2 separate regions of the Mus musculus genome follow, and region 2 is linked to region 1. The links are chromatin loops, found by intact Hi-C in ENCODE. Cell type or tissue: heart. All regions are shown on one strand. Links, peaks and the distances in the headings refer to the core of each region. The heading gives the core; the rest is flanking DNA.

Region 1 (8,222 bases), core at 1,286-6,285:
GGTTGTTTGTGTCCTAATTCCCCCCTTCAAATCACTCTGAGGCTAAGCCAGCATGCCCCACACGGACAGACACTCTATGCTTGCGATGACCCCTGTGGCCAAGCTTCCCACGGCTAAAGCTACGAGCAGTGCCATTTTGAGATGCTATCTTGTTCCAATTTCAGTCTATTGGGGTGAGGACCTGACCTGACCTGGTTGCCTAGAAAAAGCCCCCTCACAGAAGGCAGCTCACCGAGGAGCAGCTGAGGACAGTTCCCTCTTCACTGGACTGACTAGAGGCAGCTACCTGACAATGGGCTCCGCCACTACCCGTCTGCAAGGAGCCCTGGTAATTACCACTAGTATGCAACCACCACCTTCTCCTCCGGCTTTTAACCCAGTGGGAGCTGTGTGATGCTCTGACAAAAAGGCCCTAACAAACCCACAGGGACTCGGTTGCTCGAGTCCAAGCACATGGTGGGTGAGGCCAGGTTAGGGTGGGCTCCCTGCAGCATGGAAAGGTTGAGCTGTGTGGCTCAGTAGGCACTCATGAGCTGAAGGGCAGACCCTGGATGCCTCTTACCTCAGCTGCACTCAGGCCTTGCTCTGTGGGCGTATTTAAAGGTCTCCAAATGAAACCAGAGGACCTTCCTGACCCCTCCCCAGGTGGAGAGCACACAGCTTGTTCCCCTATTCCTCCTCCTCCTCCTTCCCCTGCCAGCTCCATTCTCCACTTGCCTCTCAGGTTAGACCCTGTGTCATTTTTGCCAGCACACGGCTCCTACTTCTTGAGCCCCAGTGCAGATTCTCAGCACACTGACTGCTCTGTGGCACTTAGGACAAGCTCCATAAAATACATTGTTCAACACCAAAGGGAAAACACAGAGCTTTAGAAAAAGTCCTCTCGATGCCACCATATTTTCTGTCACAGTCACTTCAACTGCGCTCTTCTACTTAAATAACTGAATCCACCAATGAACTCCCAGGGAATGTATCTCCTTGGAACTTTACACGTGCATGTGCACCTGTGCACGAGCTGGTCCCGATCCCGCCTGCTGCTATCCTGCAGTGCAAACCCATCTAGGACAGGGCGGCATTGGTCTGCCATGCTGCAGTGACAGGAGGAGGAGACTGGGACTTGATGGCACAGAGATGAGGCCAGGCTCTGGCATACAACACAGTGGGCCATGGGGAGATGGCAGATGTGGGACAGATGGCAGAGGACAACAGACGGATGGACGCAAGGCTCAATCTCACCTCAAAGGCAGGAGGGGTGTACAACTAAAGCTGTTGGCACAGGAACTGAGAAAGGCCACTAGATCAGAAACCAAAGCAGCCAGATAGTAAAGAGCCCCGAGGACGCAAACTGTAGCCGGGAGGAGAGAAGAGAACAGCCCCGGTGAGCCATGGTGCTGGCTGCTGCCGGCCCCATGGGGCCACGATGTAATGGACACTGCTGTTCTGTCGGTCACTGCGGGGCTCACCTAAGTCACAGGTGACTACTATCTAGTAGGTTACAGTCTCTTGGAGAAAGACATTAACCATTTGAATCAGCCTATCTCACCCTCATCCCTGAGTCACGACCTTAGGGCAGTAAGGAGTTGGGAGACCCTGAAAATGGGGACTTAGAGATAGCTGCATAGAGATAGCTGCACTGACCCATGCCTGAATAGCGCCCTTGGATGAAGAAGCCACAGACCTTTGAGAAGGGCAGGGCAGCACCTGTGGGGACCACTGGGCTGAACCACATCACTCTAAAACAAACCGAATGAGCAGCTGAGTGGGGCCGACTCCACATCTGGTGGAGGTGCATCCCTCCCAGGGGCTGCCTGGGCTTTCTGTCTCCTTGGGGCCCGGGGGCTCCTAATGCGGGTTCTGAGTGGGTGCCCCCCCCTCCCCCGGCCCTGGGCGCTTGCTTACCTGCCAAGCCTCCAGCTGCTGAGAGAGGTTCAGTTTTTGCTGAATGGCATCCAGTAGCTGGCTGTTCAGAGACATCATATCCATCTTGCACTTGGCGAGTTCCAGCTCCACAGCGTTCTTCCTGCAAACATGGGCTGCGATGAGCACGGACATGCGCACCTTGTGCCTCTTCACTAGGAGACCTGGAGTCTCGGGGAAGGGAAGGGCCGATCCCACACCATAGGGTCCCTGGAGCTATGCTTCTTCAAGGACTGACTGCAACTTGCCTGCTTCCTAACCAAGCCATAGGTACAAAAGATGACCTGTCATCGCTAAACAGGTGTCACAGCGAGAGGGTAAAAGAGGACAGAGCCTAGAGAGGATCAAAGGCCTCTCAACAAAGGCGCTGCTTGCTGGCCCTTCACTAAAGGCTGTGCACAGCACAGGGTGGGGACCTTCTCCTCCTGCTATAAAAGGTAGTCCTTTGGACAAGCTACTCAGCCATTAAAGAAACTGTTCCAAAGATAAAGATGTTCAAAGGATGGTGGCCATAGTTTAGCAACATTAGTTTGCAATAACTGGGGAACTGTTTAAAATTTTTTAAAAAAGACAATACAACACGGGCACCAGTGAAAACCCAGATACATGGTACTTACTGACAGTGATGGCACTGGGGAGGAAAAGGTCAAGGTTTTGGGAATAAAATTGCCAGTGTGTGGCCACATACCATACACGCTGGGGCTATCATCCCTGGAGATGGCACTGATACGAGCTCTCCCTCCTACTTCAATATTTCCCATTTGTGTGTCTTGGGTACTGTTTTGCTCACCTTCCCAACGTTATTACAGTTTAGCCGCTCAATGCAAAAAGCAGGCCCCGTGGAGAGGGTGTGAGAGGAGGATGCCGGTAGCGGAGCTGCCTCTGCAAAGGCGGCGCCCGCTGCCTGAAAGCAGATCCTGCCAGGCCCGTGGAGGGCCGCAGGCCTGGCCTGCAGTGGCTGCCCTTCTGCTCTCAGGACACACTAAATGAGCAAAGCCGGAACGAGTAGGTGATTCTTATTTGTACAGAACTCAGACCATACTTCCTCCTCGCCCGCCTTGCCCTCTACCCAGCAATTAGTCACCTACTCCACACCCGGTGTGCTGCATTCACCAGCCACTCTGCCCTAGAAGCAGCTCCCGACAACTCTGGGCTGGTCCCGGCCCCGCCCACTGCGGCTGCAGGCCACAGGGATAGGACCAAGCCTGTCCAATGGGCAAGCGTGCAGACACTGCAGATTGCTTCTGTCATGCCCACAGGCATTGGCTGTTAAAGAACAGCGGAAATCCTCCTGGCAGCGGTTGCCATGGACGCGATTTGCCTGACAGTTCCCCCAGCGGCTCTAGCCTCAGGAAGTACCAGGGTCCGCCCGCAGATGGCGCCGCGAGCAGCCCGGAGCTACCGGAAAGTGCTGACTAACGCCAGGGCCTGGAGACGCCAGTGCTGCAGTGCAGGAGGAAAGGGGAGTCTTTAACTGGAACCCCAGATCCAAAAGCATACCACACAACTCGCTTATCATACATGAATCCTAGTCTTTAAAAAGAGTTTTGGAGAGTGTTTCCGGGGTTGGAGAGTTGGCTCAGCGGTTAAGAGCACTGGCTGTTCTTCCAGAGGTCCTGAGTTCAATTCCCAGTAACCACATGATGGCTCACAACCATCTGTAATGGCATCCGATGCCCTCTTCTGATGTGTCTGAAGATAGCTACTGTGTACTCATATAACTAAAATAAAATAAATCTTAAAAAAAAAAAAGAATATTTCCAATGCCCAGAAGAACTCCTGAAGTCACTATTTTGATTTGTTTTGTTGTAAAGCCAATTGCTAGTCCCAGAACAATTGGTGGTACCCACATTGGTATGGTTTTAGTGGTACAATTTTTTCACCTGCCTGATTAACTTGTGTTTTTAGTGAGTGCTTTTGAATCGTAAGGTGATACACTGCTAGCGGCTTTCCCATTGTGTCAGATAAAGACTACCTTAAGGTTTCCCAGCGCAGTCTGCTGAGGCCAGTCTCCCTGGACACACGTTACAGTATACAGGTGAAGCAGCGGCTCCTCCCAGCCACTCTGACGCCACTGTGTGGGAGCCCCGGTGATTAACATGTGCAGGCACGGAGGTTCACCCGGAACATGGCACACAGGGGCAAGTGACACAGACAGGCCTTACCGAGATACACTGCACTCAATTCCCGAAACTGAGCTAGAAGAAACAGGCAACCTAATGGGAGGTCTGACCAGAGAAAAAGTAGACCCAAAAGTGAACCAGGACGCAGGTGATGGAAAGAATGGAAGGAATGGAAGGTAGAGCTGAGAACCTGCCACGCCACACTGCTCATGGCTCTAGCTTAAAGGCACAGGGCATCACTCAGACCAGCTCTCTTCAGACCCGCCTGCGCACTAGGGAGTGTGAGTCCTTGCCCTCCAGAGTTGGGTTTAAGAGCTTCCTTCCCTTCCTTTACTTCCCATTGTGGAGGCACCATTTACCTTCTCAGTGAAGGGGCAGCAACTGAGGCCCTAGGAAATATTTTTAGGTCAGCTGGGTGTGCTCGTGCACACCTGTAATCTCAGTACCTGGGTCTAAGACCAGGGAGAAGGCTGGCCTTAGAAGCCAGCCTTGGCTGCGTAGCTAAACAAAGCAACCAACTCACAGAATAGGGGCTCCGGGAAGCTACCCCTGTGTGCTTCCAACATGTCCGATGGAAAGAAATGCGCTCACACACCCCTTCTCTGTTAACAACAATGACGGCCCGACAACACGGTTTAAGAAGATGACCTAGCTTATTGGGAAAACAGAAGAGTGGACACTGAAATGGTATGAAATCATCCCAGTGAGAAGTGCAGACAGACAGACAGCCCGGCTTCCCAGGGGCAGCTCAGTTAAAGGGGTGGCAAGTATGACAGACTTTCAGAACACGTCAGTCAGGTGAGCTCTCGGGCGCCAGAGCAGATTCTAAGCAACTAAACCTCCATTTATGACATAACTTGTACGTGCTGGGGGAGGGTTAAGAAGGCTGACTGGATAGTGTTTTCTCGGAGGGTTTACTGGGAGAGCGTCTGCCTGGCACACACGAGGCTCCGGGCTTGCCCTCAGCATAAACACACCACCAAACAAAAAACCCATCTGACCAACTAACCCACACAACACTCTCGCTAAAGCTGACGGACCCGCAGATGAGGGTTCCTGCTAGGATGCTTTTGTGTACACTTGAGAATGTCTGTAAATGAAAAATTAACCAAAAATAACAAAGCAGTGGTTGACACAATAATAACTTTGGGAAGCTAAACTGTACATGGGGATACCCTATGCCACACTAGTAGCAGGGAATAGCACACGCCACCCATAGTAACAGAAAGAAAAACCAACCAACTATGCAACAAATATATTAAAGATATACAAACACACCCATAGGAAAGGTGTCAACAAGGCACATGACAGCCTTCCCCAGCACGCTCTTCCCCAGGGGAACAAGTGAGTGAGTAGCAGGCAGCTAACCTTTGTGGGGGGGGCAGGGTGGAGGGAGGGGAGAAGGTCTTGTTATGGAACCTAGGCTGGCCTTGAACTCTGTCTGTGGTGCAGGCTGGCTCATGCTGAAGTCCTTTCTTGTTTGTGTAGATCACATTATGGCAGGCTCATGACACAACTTCCCTTCCTTTCCTTCCCTCCCTCCCTTTACTCATTCGTTTATTGAGACAGGATTTTTCCTGTGTAGCCCTGGCTGTCCTGGACTTGCTCTGTAGCCCAGGCTGGCCTCAAACTCACAGAGATCCTGGTGCTTCTGCCTCCGGAGTGCTGGGATCACAGGAGGGCACCAGCAGTTTAAAGACAAGCATGTAGCACAGTGTTATTAAAGGAAACAGTGGAGGCTGGAGAGACGGAAGGGCAGGCATCTGGTGAACAGTGAGGGCTGAAGTCTTAATCCCAGCACTCATGGAAAACCTGTATCCTCAGTGTTACAGGAACGGAAACAGGGGCCACACTCACCACACATACATACACTATACTACACACACACACACACACACACACACACACACACACACAGAGTAAACGGTTCACGTCACTCACTTGGCAATGGCCTCGTCCCGGTCCCTGATGGCCTTCTGAAGCTGCTCCTTTGGCTCCTTGTCCTCAGAGGTCACTCTGAGTCGGTCCCTTTCCTCCTTCAGTGCGGTCATCTCCACGCTCAGCAGTGTCACCTAGCAACAGATCAAAGAGGGATGTCTGCGATAACACTGCTGTTGCTGCTGCTGCTGCCGCCGTCGGCCCGGGTGCTTTCTCCAAGGAAAAGGCACCCAGAGTCCAGCAAGATGGATCAGCAGGTAGAGGTGCCTGCCATGCAAGCCCAGCAACCTGAACCCAAATAAAGATGGAGGAAAAAAGTGACTCCAAAAAGTTGTCTGCTGACTTCTTCCTCAATCTTGAGGGGCTGGAGAAATGGACAGCAGTTAAGAAGATCACTGTGTGCTCTTTCAGAGGACCCAAGTTTTTTTTGTTTTGTGTTTTGCTTTTTCCAGTACCCTCAGTACAGGTGGCTCTAACTCTGTCTTGAAGGTTCCCAACATCCCCTTCTGATACACATAAAATTAAGGATTAAATAAAACTCTGAAAAAAAATTTAAAAAGGTGTCCACAGGTTCAGGGGCATGTATGGGGAGTAGGCTGGTCCTGCAGTTAGGTAACAAGATACACACACACACACCCCATATAGGGAAGCTGAACCTGATATGTAGCCATGGTTCCAGATCCCCCGTGTCCTCAGCATATCACACCCCTTCTCTGGCTGAGAGACTCCAGGCAGACAGTGAAAGAGATTCCCCCATCTGCATCAGGGCTCTGGAACAGAGTTTTGGAGGCAGGGTCTCAACTTCTGGCCCAGTGTGATCTCCCCATTCAGCTCCACAGATCAGAGCCATATGGAATCTCGACAGTATGCTCTGTCAGTCTGGTTCTATTACCTTCTTTGTGGGCGGGCCATGCCTCAGTAAATGGCACCTGCTCAGACTAACCTGGGAGTTATTGTTTGGCAACGAAGGGCTGCTCTAGTGGCTGTGTAGCAATACGTTCCATCCAACCCCACAGTAGTGCAAGCAGACCACAGTCTTGGAAGCATGTTCTCCCCACCTGTACATCCCAGGGTGTGGCTGCAAGTGGAACTTACTCCTAAAACACCCGTGTACTGATCAGCTGATATTCTGAGGTAGTCATCGATCCAAACCTTCACTATGTGGGGACATCACTGACTATATGTCCTGCTGGGGGGACAGAGTATGACCTCAAGCTAGAAAAGCCACACGAGGAAGGCATCTACTTCCTTTTGCACTATGGTGTGAACTAGAGTTGCCACCCCCACCCCCCCACCCCCCGCCCCCACAAGGCTGCAGACCTGTGAGATCCCATGACCCTGCCCTGCCTGTTATCCATCCAGCTGTTCCAGCTGTTGATAGCTATTGGATTTAATGCAGTGCATTCATTTTACTGAAGTTACACAAAGCAAATGTGTTGTGCACAACCAGTTCTAGAGATTTCAAAATGTGTTAAGCAATAAAGACTGATAGGATCAGACATGAACAGGGATGCCCAGCCACACCCTCTTGGTAAGTATTACACACCCACTGACATTTTTCCAAGGGAGGATCCATCCACACAGGCCTGCTCCCTCCTATTAAGGGAACAGCTGCCACCTTGACTCCATGACTAGACTGAAGATCAAGGTCCCAGACAGAGCCAGCAGCTACTTAGCATGAATGCAGAAGCCATCCAATGATGAGGCAGGAAGACAGGAATGTTTTATGTGTACGTGGGTCTGCTCATATGTCTGTGTGTCCACTAAGGCCAGAAGGGTGCTAGATCCTGGAACTGGAGCTACAGACAGTTCCAAGCTGCCATGTGGGCGCTGGGAATCCAACCTTGTCCTCGGGGAGAGCAGCCAGCACTCTTAATCATTGAGCCTCTCTCCTAACCTCAAACGTTGTGTTGAGTGCCCAGTAAGGAATGTGAGGGCCTGGGCCTGACGCTCTGCAGACTGAGAATGCTCCAACTTTCTCAGGAAGCTTTGGGAGTGTGCAGTTGAGAATTTCTGCAAACTCTCATTTGCATATTCATCTAGCTCCGAGGCAGAGGTGACTGAGGAGAGGTACCAGCTCATTGCCTGCCCCACGACCCAGAAAGCCTGTGGCAAAGACAAACTTCTTCAGATCAAAGGAGTGTGGGTGTGGCTTCAGGATAACTGAGGAAGGAGCAGACAGGTTTTGAAACCACACACTGGGCATGACACTAGACAGGACCAACCAACCTATTATGTGTCAAA
Region 2 (8,222 bases), core at 2,050-7,049, 190 kb after region 1:
TTCTGCCAAGAACTTAGGTTTACTCTAGATGGCTCAGTGGTTAAAGGCATTGACTGCTCTTCCAGAGGTCCTGAGTTCAATTCCCAGCCACCACGTGGTGGCTCACAACCATCTGTAATGGGCTCAGAGGCCCTCTTCTGGTGTGTCTGAAGACAGCTACAATGTATTCATATATAATAAAATAAATAATCTTTTAAAAAAGAGTTAAGTCTAACAATCAGATGGCTTTGTGGTCTTGATCTTACAACAGTTGTCAGAAGACATGCTGTCATGGGGCAGGGAGGGTTCACCCTGTCCTTTGAGAACCAAAAGGCAGATCGATAGGAAGTTGGTCTCTCTGGGGACATTTTCTACAGTGGTGGAAACTTGGGTAGGGTTTATGCTCTTGTAATTTCTCTCCCAGGGTCTTGTAACGAAACCAAACCAAACCAAACCAAACCCATCCTAAAAAGGCAGTTGGAGAGAAGATGGGCCAGCAGCCGTTGAGTGTCGTGTTTTATAAAAAGATAAGGAAGGCAGGGATGTTTGTTCTGGAGGCAGGGTATGGTGTGGGGGAAGGGATGCCTCTGCAAGGACCCGCAGAGGCACCCACTTCCCCCTCTGAGGTACCAGCCACAAGGATCACATAGTATAGATAAACTCAAGGCACTCGGAGGGGAGGGAGAGGGAGAGGGAGAGGGAGAGGGAGAGGGAGAGGGAGAGGGAGAGGGAGAGGGAGAGGGAGAGGGAGAGGGAGAGGGAGAGGGAGAGGGAGAGGGAGAGGGAGAGAGAAAAGAAAGAGGCAGGCCATGAGCAGGAGTGGGGCGGGTAAGGAACAAGAGCAAGAGAATGAGGGTGAGGGCAGGGCAAGCAGCCCCTATAGCGAGTCAGGCACACCTGGATGTTGCCAGGTAACTGTAGGGCGGAGCCTAGATGAAATGTCAGGGAGCATTTGCTGTCTTTGTAGGCTTTGTTGATCCCAGCCTCTAGCACAGAATAGATACATTCATAGTCTCTGGTAGTTGAATATTTGGTCCCCAGTTGGTGGCGCTGTTTGAGAATTAGGCAGTGTGGCCTTGTTGAAGGTAGGCTTTGAGAGTTAAAAGACTCTGGTGGCACACGCCTTTAATCCCAGCACTTGGGAGGCAGAGACAAAAAAAAAAAAAAAAAAGACTTTCACTATTATGAGTTCCGGCTCTCTGTTCCATGCTTGTTGTTGAAGGTTCACCCTCTCAGCTTCCTGTTCTGGCTGCCATTTCTCTCAGCCACGGTGGGGCCTTTTCCCTCAGGAACTGTAAGACCCCCGAAACTGGGGAGACCTCTGCTCAAGTCCCGGGATGAGCTGGCCGGCACCCCAATAACTTGAGAGAAAACCATACCTGATGCAAACTGCAAGAGGTTTTATTGTTAGCTAGCTGAGGATGAACTCCTTTTGTCATGCAGGGCAGGGGAAGTCCGACCTCTAGCTAGCGGGAACAGTAGTGGGCTTTTAACTGCTAGCTGAGGAGTTGGGAGGAGTTGGGAGGAGAGTTGGGAGGAGTTTGGCTACAGCTCTTCTATTGGGTGTCCTTGGTACAGGGAGCCAAACAAGTGCCTGGCTAGGTCTCTCCACAATCATTGCATTTCTGGCTGTAAGGCACAGAAACAAAAAGGCTTTTTGCTGGCTGTAGAGAACGAAGTGCTTCTTTCTGGCTGTATTTTTAGAGATCAGGGAAAACAAGCTTGGGGAACGTCCAGGGGCTTTACCTTTCAGGGAGAAACGCTTTAAGTCGTGGTCTCACAGAACCATAGGCTCAACTAAGCTCTTCTTCCTATTGGTTGCTCCTGACTTGGTGTTTAATCACGGCAACAGAAAAGTGACTGCTCTTGCAGAGGACCTGGGCTCAGCTGCCAGTGTAGTGTCAGGGAAGTGTTAGCGGTACCCCCCCCCCCCCAAACCAGATAGGAACCTATCAGATGCAATCACAGTACGGCCTTTTTATTTGAGCTAGCTTGGGGCTCCTCAGCACAGGACTGTCACACAGGACAGTTTTGGCGATGCAGAGTCCCGAATGTCTATCTGGGCGAGGGGCAGGGCTTTATAGTAAGTAGTAAGCAGGGAGCGAGTGTGCAAGCATCTAATTGGGAAGTTACTATGGCCTTTAAGATAATTTGCTGGTGCTGGGAGTCATATCATAAACTTAACTTCTGCTCCCCTCTGCATTGGTGGTTATTAGGCAGGGGGTGGGCTTGTAACCTGGGGTTACAGGCTTGTTAGGGGAGTAACCTGGAGATGCTGGTCTTGTTGGTGGTGAGCCTAGACACTTAAGGTAGGTTTGGGTTTTGTTGGGGGGAGGGATAACTTGGAAACTAATGTTAGGTACTGGCTTGTTAATTTACGTGAGTTCAAACAGGTTCAGGTTCTCTAAAATGGAGTTTGTAAAAGATTTGGCCTCTCAGCAGCACCCAGATGGCAGCTCCTAACCATCTGTAACTCAGGTTCCAGGGGATCCGACATCTATGTCCTGGAACTCTCCTTGTAGATCAGGCTGGCCTTGAACTCAGAAATCTGCCTGTCTCCCGCCTCCATAGTGCTGGGATTAAAGGTGTGCACAACCCTGCCTGGCAGCGGTTACCATGGTACTGAAGGTCAGACCCAGAGCTTGGCTTACGTTTCATCAGCCTGGACGACATGATGGAACTATATATAGTCTGATCTCTTGGTTCCTTAAATTACCTGGCCATCCCCTTCCCTCGATTTCATCATAGTGGTGGTGCTGGTGGGGGCGCTGGAGCAGGAGCTAAGAAGCTCGGAGTGTTTAGGTAATTTTGCAGCTGAGCCAGCTTTACAGTGGGTTCTCCCTACAGAGAAGACTCTCCATCACAGAGACGGATGATGAAGCCTGATTGTCAGGGCACTGATTTACAGTGAGTCTGGGATGGAGCTTGCTTAGCAGGCAGGGACTGTCTCCTCCGTTCAGTCTTCAGCACCGCACTCTCAAACAGATTGCGACATCTCCTGCTGCCTGGCTAGCAGTGCTGTCTGCTTTCTTGGCATTCCTTTCCCCAGGATGGCTGCAAGGTACACCCTGGAGCCTCTTAGGGGGCTTTTAAAATCCCCCAAGCCTAGATCCTAGAACAGGGAAATGAGTTGGGAGCAGGGGAGGCCTCTGTGTTAGTATTCTTTTTGTTTTATGTTTTAACTTTTTTTTTTTTCTTTCTGTATAGCCCTGGCTATCCTGGAACTCACTCTGTAGACCAGGCTGGCCTCGAACTCAGAAATCCGCCTGCCTCTGCCTACCAAGTACTGACGTCTTATCTTTTATTTTTATTTGCATCTTTCAGTGTGTGCAAGCATGTCCAGGGGAAGTATGGCATGTATGAGAGATCAGAGGATGACTGGTGAGAACCGGATCTCTATTTCCTCCATGTGGGTCCTGAGGATTGAACTCAGTTCGTCAGCCTTGGCTGCAGATGCCTTTACAAGCTCAGCCACCTCATTGGCCCACATGTTAGTAGTTTTCAAACCTCCTCTGCTGGTCTCAGTGTGCATACGGATGCTCTAGGTGTATCTATACGAGGAAGCCAAGTTGTAATCAGACAAGCATGCTGTTACAGTCTGTTTTTTTTAGTCTGAGCATACTCATAAATACCTATTCTGTGCCAAGGCCTGGGATAGAGAAAAGTAGAAGTCACTACAATTTGGTGGTTATAAAAAAAAAATGGGCTTCAGAGCCAGGCCTTGGTGTCATAACCAAAATCCCAGCACCCAGGAGGCCAAGCAGCCAGATCTCGGAGTTAAAAAGGCCAGCTTGATCGTGGAGTTCCAGGACAGAGAAAAGTCTGTCTTCAAAACCATAAATAAATAAATAAATAAGAATGAAAGAGCCCAGTTCAGATCCTAACCCTGCACTTACTGGTGTGTGACTCAGTTTCCCTCCCTCCTTTTTTTTGTCTAAAAAAAATCAGCCCCTCTCTCACCCCTACATCCAACCCCCACAAAATAGCTATAGTATCATCGGGTCAAGAAAAAGGTCATTGCCTTTCTCATGGTCCCTTCAAAAGCCTCCATTCGGACCCTAGGTGCCTTATTTCCTGGCGTTGCTGTCTTGATTTTTTACACTTGTCTCTTTTGTGTGTGTGTGTAGGTGCACTGTGCACTTATGTGCAGGTGCCCGCAGAGGCCAGAAAAGATCATCTGATCCTTTGGAACCGGAATTACAGGGAGTTGTGAGGGGTTTGAGGTGGGTGCTGGGAATCAAGGGAAGATCCCCTGGAAGAGTCGCAGAGCCATTGCCCCAGCTTTTGCCATTGCGTTAGACAACACTATTTCGAGCTCGCTCTCTAGAATGCGTTTCACGGTTACATAATTTAGAAAAGCTATTCCTAGTAGTCATAGAGTGCAGAGAGCCTCACTCAGTGTTAGCAAATACTACACTCCTTTTTCGAGATTGCCCCTTCACAGGTCAGTTTACACCCTACCCTTGTGTGAATGTAAACAGCGCCGCCTCTTCACAAACACCTTCCCCCACATTGCTAACGAGGCTGGGCACTTTCCACACACTGATGGCCACTGGGTTTTCTCATTGAGAGAAGGGGGCGGTCTAGTGATCCTGGCTTAAATTTACTTGAACATATCTTTGTGGTGAGACCTCACGATCTTGCTGCGGCTCAACCCAAAGGTACAAGGCAGGCAGGCTGGAGTGGGTTCCGATTACTCCTCTGCCTCAGCTGTACCGCACAGCTTCCTGATTCCCCCCCACGTAACCCCGGCGCCTACGTTAGGCGTGGGCGATGGCTCAATTGAGTGCATTCCTGCAGAGGGCTGGAGTTTGTTTCCTAGCATCCTTATCTGAGGCAGGCAGTTCGGGCAGAGCTCCCCGCAGGAGCTCGGACAGAAATGGACAGCGCCGCAGACTCCGCAGGGGACCCCATCTCCAAACACAGCATCCTGCCAACCGCCAATTTCAAACTTCCCAGCCCAACCCCGCCTGGATTCCTTTGCCCTCTTTCTATTGGTCGCTAGTCAAAGGAAGAGACAATGTGATTGGCTTTTCCATTTCACTTCCTCTAGCCCTCCGAGATCTGGGCGGGTCCTGGTGGAGACCCCCGCTGTCCATCAGTAGATGGCGAGCGCTGATTGGTTGAGGCACGGCCGAGACCTGCCCACGTCGTTTCCTTCAAACGTTGGGGCGGGAGACTCAGGGCGGAGCGGAGCGGGGCGAATGTAAGCCGGGGGTCTGCGGAGTGTGAGTCCAGTTTGTGTGTGTGTCTGTTGGGGGATTGGAGAGGCTCTGGGCGGGGGGCAGTCCCCTTTCCCAGGTCTCCCTGGTCGACCCCGTTCATACAGAGCCCACTTTCCCACCCAAGGCCTCAGGATAGCGGGGGGAGGGGGCTCCTGAGGGTCTGCTGCGGCTGCAGCATGGGTGTGCTGGGGGTAGCCCGGGGTCTGTGGGTGCAGCCCTGGGGGCGGGACAATGGGTTCAACCCAGTGTCTCTGGTTCGTCCTTGGGGTGTCCTGGGGGAAGCCTGGGGTCTGGGGCAGGAGTTGTTGTTAGTGTCTCTGGGTGTGCTGCCGGAGGACCTCAGGGCCCCTTAAAGAGGACCCATTCCCCTGTAGACCAGTCTCTGTCCCCTGCAAGCTTTACCTGCATTCTTGCCCATGGCGCTTCCCATTTTCTGTGTGATCTTATCTCCCTCACTTAATCTCTCTGTTCCTGTGTCTTCATTCTATGAGCTGGACTGAGGCCTTGGGTGGGAAAGTGGGCTCTGTATTCTATTCCGTGCCTAACCCAGCGCCTCCTTCTTGTGTCTTTCTCCCTCTCTAGCCTATCTGGTCAGTCAGGCAACCGATCTTCCTCAGGATCATTGATCTCTGTACCCTCCAGGGGCAGTGAACCTTCCTTTCCCTGGGATAATCCTCAAGGCTCACTGATCAAACCCTTTGGGCTTGGTTCACAGGTTAGGTCTATGTAGCTACGCGACATCAGATATTTGTGTTCGTCAGGGTTTTCTAGGGGAAAAGAGCTGGTAGAATGGAAAAGTGGAGATTTATTAGGCTGCAGTCTGCTAGTCCACCAATGGCTGGTAGTTCTTTTGGAAATGATTTATTTCCATCCCTTATGTGTATGAGTACCTTTGGCCTTCCTGTGTCTGTGCCCCATGTGCCGTGGAGGCTGGTCGCCACCTCCTCATCCTGATCTCTTTAGGGAGACACGACTCTGCCAAGCCCTTCCTGCCTTCAATGTCAGTACCCGCTTGACTTTCCCCAGTGTTCCTTCGGCGTTGGCGGAGAGATGTTGAAGTTCAAGTATGGTGTGCGGAACCCGCCGGAGGCCAGTGCCTCCGAGCCCATTGCCAGTCGGGCCTCCAGGCTAAATCTCTTCTTCCAGGTAAGCAGCTGCCAGCCAGCGATGCACACCCGTGTCTGCTGTGGTAGCCGTCTTTGGTTGTATTATGGACAGAGACTGGTATTCTTAGGGTAATCCTGTTTGTTCTTTTACATGTCCTGCCTGAGCTGGACTGAGGTGCCACTGTGCTGATGATTACGTACGTGGCTGGACGTGCCCCAGGGGAGTCCCCTCATTTCTCATACTCCACACTTTTTTTTTTTAAGATTTATTTATTATTATATGTAAGTACACTGTAACTGATTTAAGACACACCAGAAGAGGGCATCAGATCTCATTACAGGTGGTTGCTGGGATTTGAACTTAGGACCTCTGGAAGAGCAGTCAGTGCTCTTACCCGCTGAGCCATCTCGCCAGCCCATACTCCACACTTTTAAACTTTTGCTTCTTTCAATGGAAGAAACCAAAATTGTCTCTAGGGTGTATTTGTGTGTGTGCGCGCGCGCGTGTGTGCACGCACACGGGCCTGTCTGTCTGCATCTGTCTTGTGTCTGGGTACCCAGAGAGGCTAGAAACTAGCTTTGGATCCTTTGGATGTGGGAGCTGGTATTACAGGTGTTTGTGAGCTGCCTGTGTGGGCCTTGGGATCCAGATTGTGGTCCCCTGAGCCATCTCTTCAGCCCCAGTGTAGAATAATCTAATTTATAATCTTATTCCATACGAGGGATATCTGTTCTCTCTCTTTTTCTTTTTTTCTTTTCGAGACAAGTTTTTTTCTATTACGTAGCTCTGGCTGACCTAGCACTCAATATGTAGACCAGGTTGGCCTTCAAATCACAGAGCTCCACCTGTGGCTGCCTCCCAAGTCCTGGGGCTAAAGGCTTGGGCCAGCTTCCGCACCTGGCAGCTCTCCTGCTCTTTAGATTAAACACCACGCCTACATTCCTCATTCCGGGCCTAACAGTTTCGTCTTCTGTAAGGACCAATGTCATGCAAGTATTTCCAGACAGTTTTCTAGTTCGGTTCTACTCTGACTTGCCTTCACCATGGACTGTAATTTGTATACTGAAATTAACCCTTCCCCGCCCAGCTTGCTTTTGGTCATGATGTTCCTCACAGCTGTAGAAAACCAGCCAGGACATTTCCCTTCCATCCCTCTTTAATGTGGAGTGACCTTAGTTGGTTTTATATTGCGATAACAGCACGCCAGAGGGTGTGTGCTTTTATAAACAAAAGAGGTTTCCATAGGTGACAGTTCTGCTCCCTCAAGTACACCAATGGCTTCTACTTGGCTCTGCTCGGGGACTGGTTACAATGTTGCCACACTGGCTAGGGGAAAATGCCCAGAGATCACATGGGCCAGATAGGAAATAAGAGACCAGACCTTTCTAACACCCGGGCTCTCAGCTCCTGAGGTTAAAAAAAGCATTTTTGTTTCTTGAAGACCAGGTTATAACCCCCTACAATGTCTCACCCCCACCTTTTAAAGCGACCACAGATTTGACACTGGGGTCAAGCTTGCAGCACGTGGACCCCAGGAGGATAAACCACATGCAGATGGTAGCAATGGGTGCCTCCTGCAAGAGGAGATGGGTTGTGACAAAGAATCCAGGTACAACTCAGCGTGCCAGCCGAGCCTGCTGTGCTGCTCCCATGCAGGGCTGTCACCCTGCAGGTCGGATGCAGTGGCTGGCTTGTTTTCTGCTTCTGTGTGTCCTTTAGACTGGGTCTCAGTCGGTGTGTCTCTCTCCTACTCAGGACTTGTATTTTGGGGCTTGGCAGACTTCCAGAGCCCCAGAAATCTCACAAATCACCAGGCTTTGCCAGTTTTTTATTTTGCTAAGCAAGGATGTAGAAAGCAAATGAGAGGGGGAAAAAAAGCTATTAACTTTCTGGTCTTTTCATTTCCGAAAG

The links. Peaks named below come from ENCODE experiments on the same cell type or tissue, not always from the same donor. Only the 100,000 strongest peaks of a DNase experiment are listed, where the experiment ranks them.
Region 2: it touches region 1 in a loop (2.1-fold over the local background); 5 of 42 quality-filtered maps call a loop at or near these places.

What each region holds. Positions count from the first base shown.
Region 1 is chr5:115,649,920-115,658,141 of GRCm38, forward strand. It overlaps Bicdl1 (BICD family like cargo adaptor 1), which reads right to left. Exons shown (of 9, transcript NM_001080808.2): 7 at 5,982-6,112; 8 at 1,900-2,020. Among named protein-coding and RNA genes, the nearest start is that of Mir7030, 8.5 kb to the left of the region's middle. In heart, for the core only: a CTCF peak has its summit at 3,287 (motif pointing right); DNase peaks (open chromatin) are centred at 2,115, 3,182 and 4,122; H3K4me3 peaks cover 912 bases; H3K27ac peaks cover 1,197 bases.
Region 2 is chr5:115,840,117-115,848,338 of GRCm38, forward strand. Cit (citron) reads left to right here and starts at 5,540. Exons shown (of 47, transcript NM_007708.3): 1 at 5,540-6,350. The coding sequence starts at 6,255. In heart, for the core only: no CTCF peak of the experiment used is centred there; a DNase peak (open chromatin) is centred at 5,075; H3K4me3 peaks cover 2,543 bases; H3K27ac peaks cover 2,082 bases.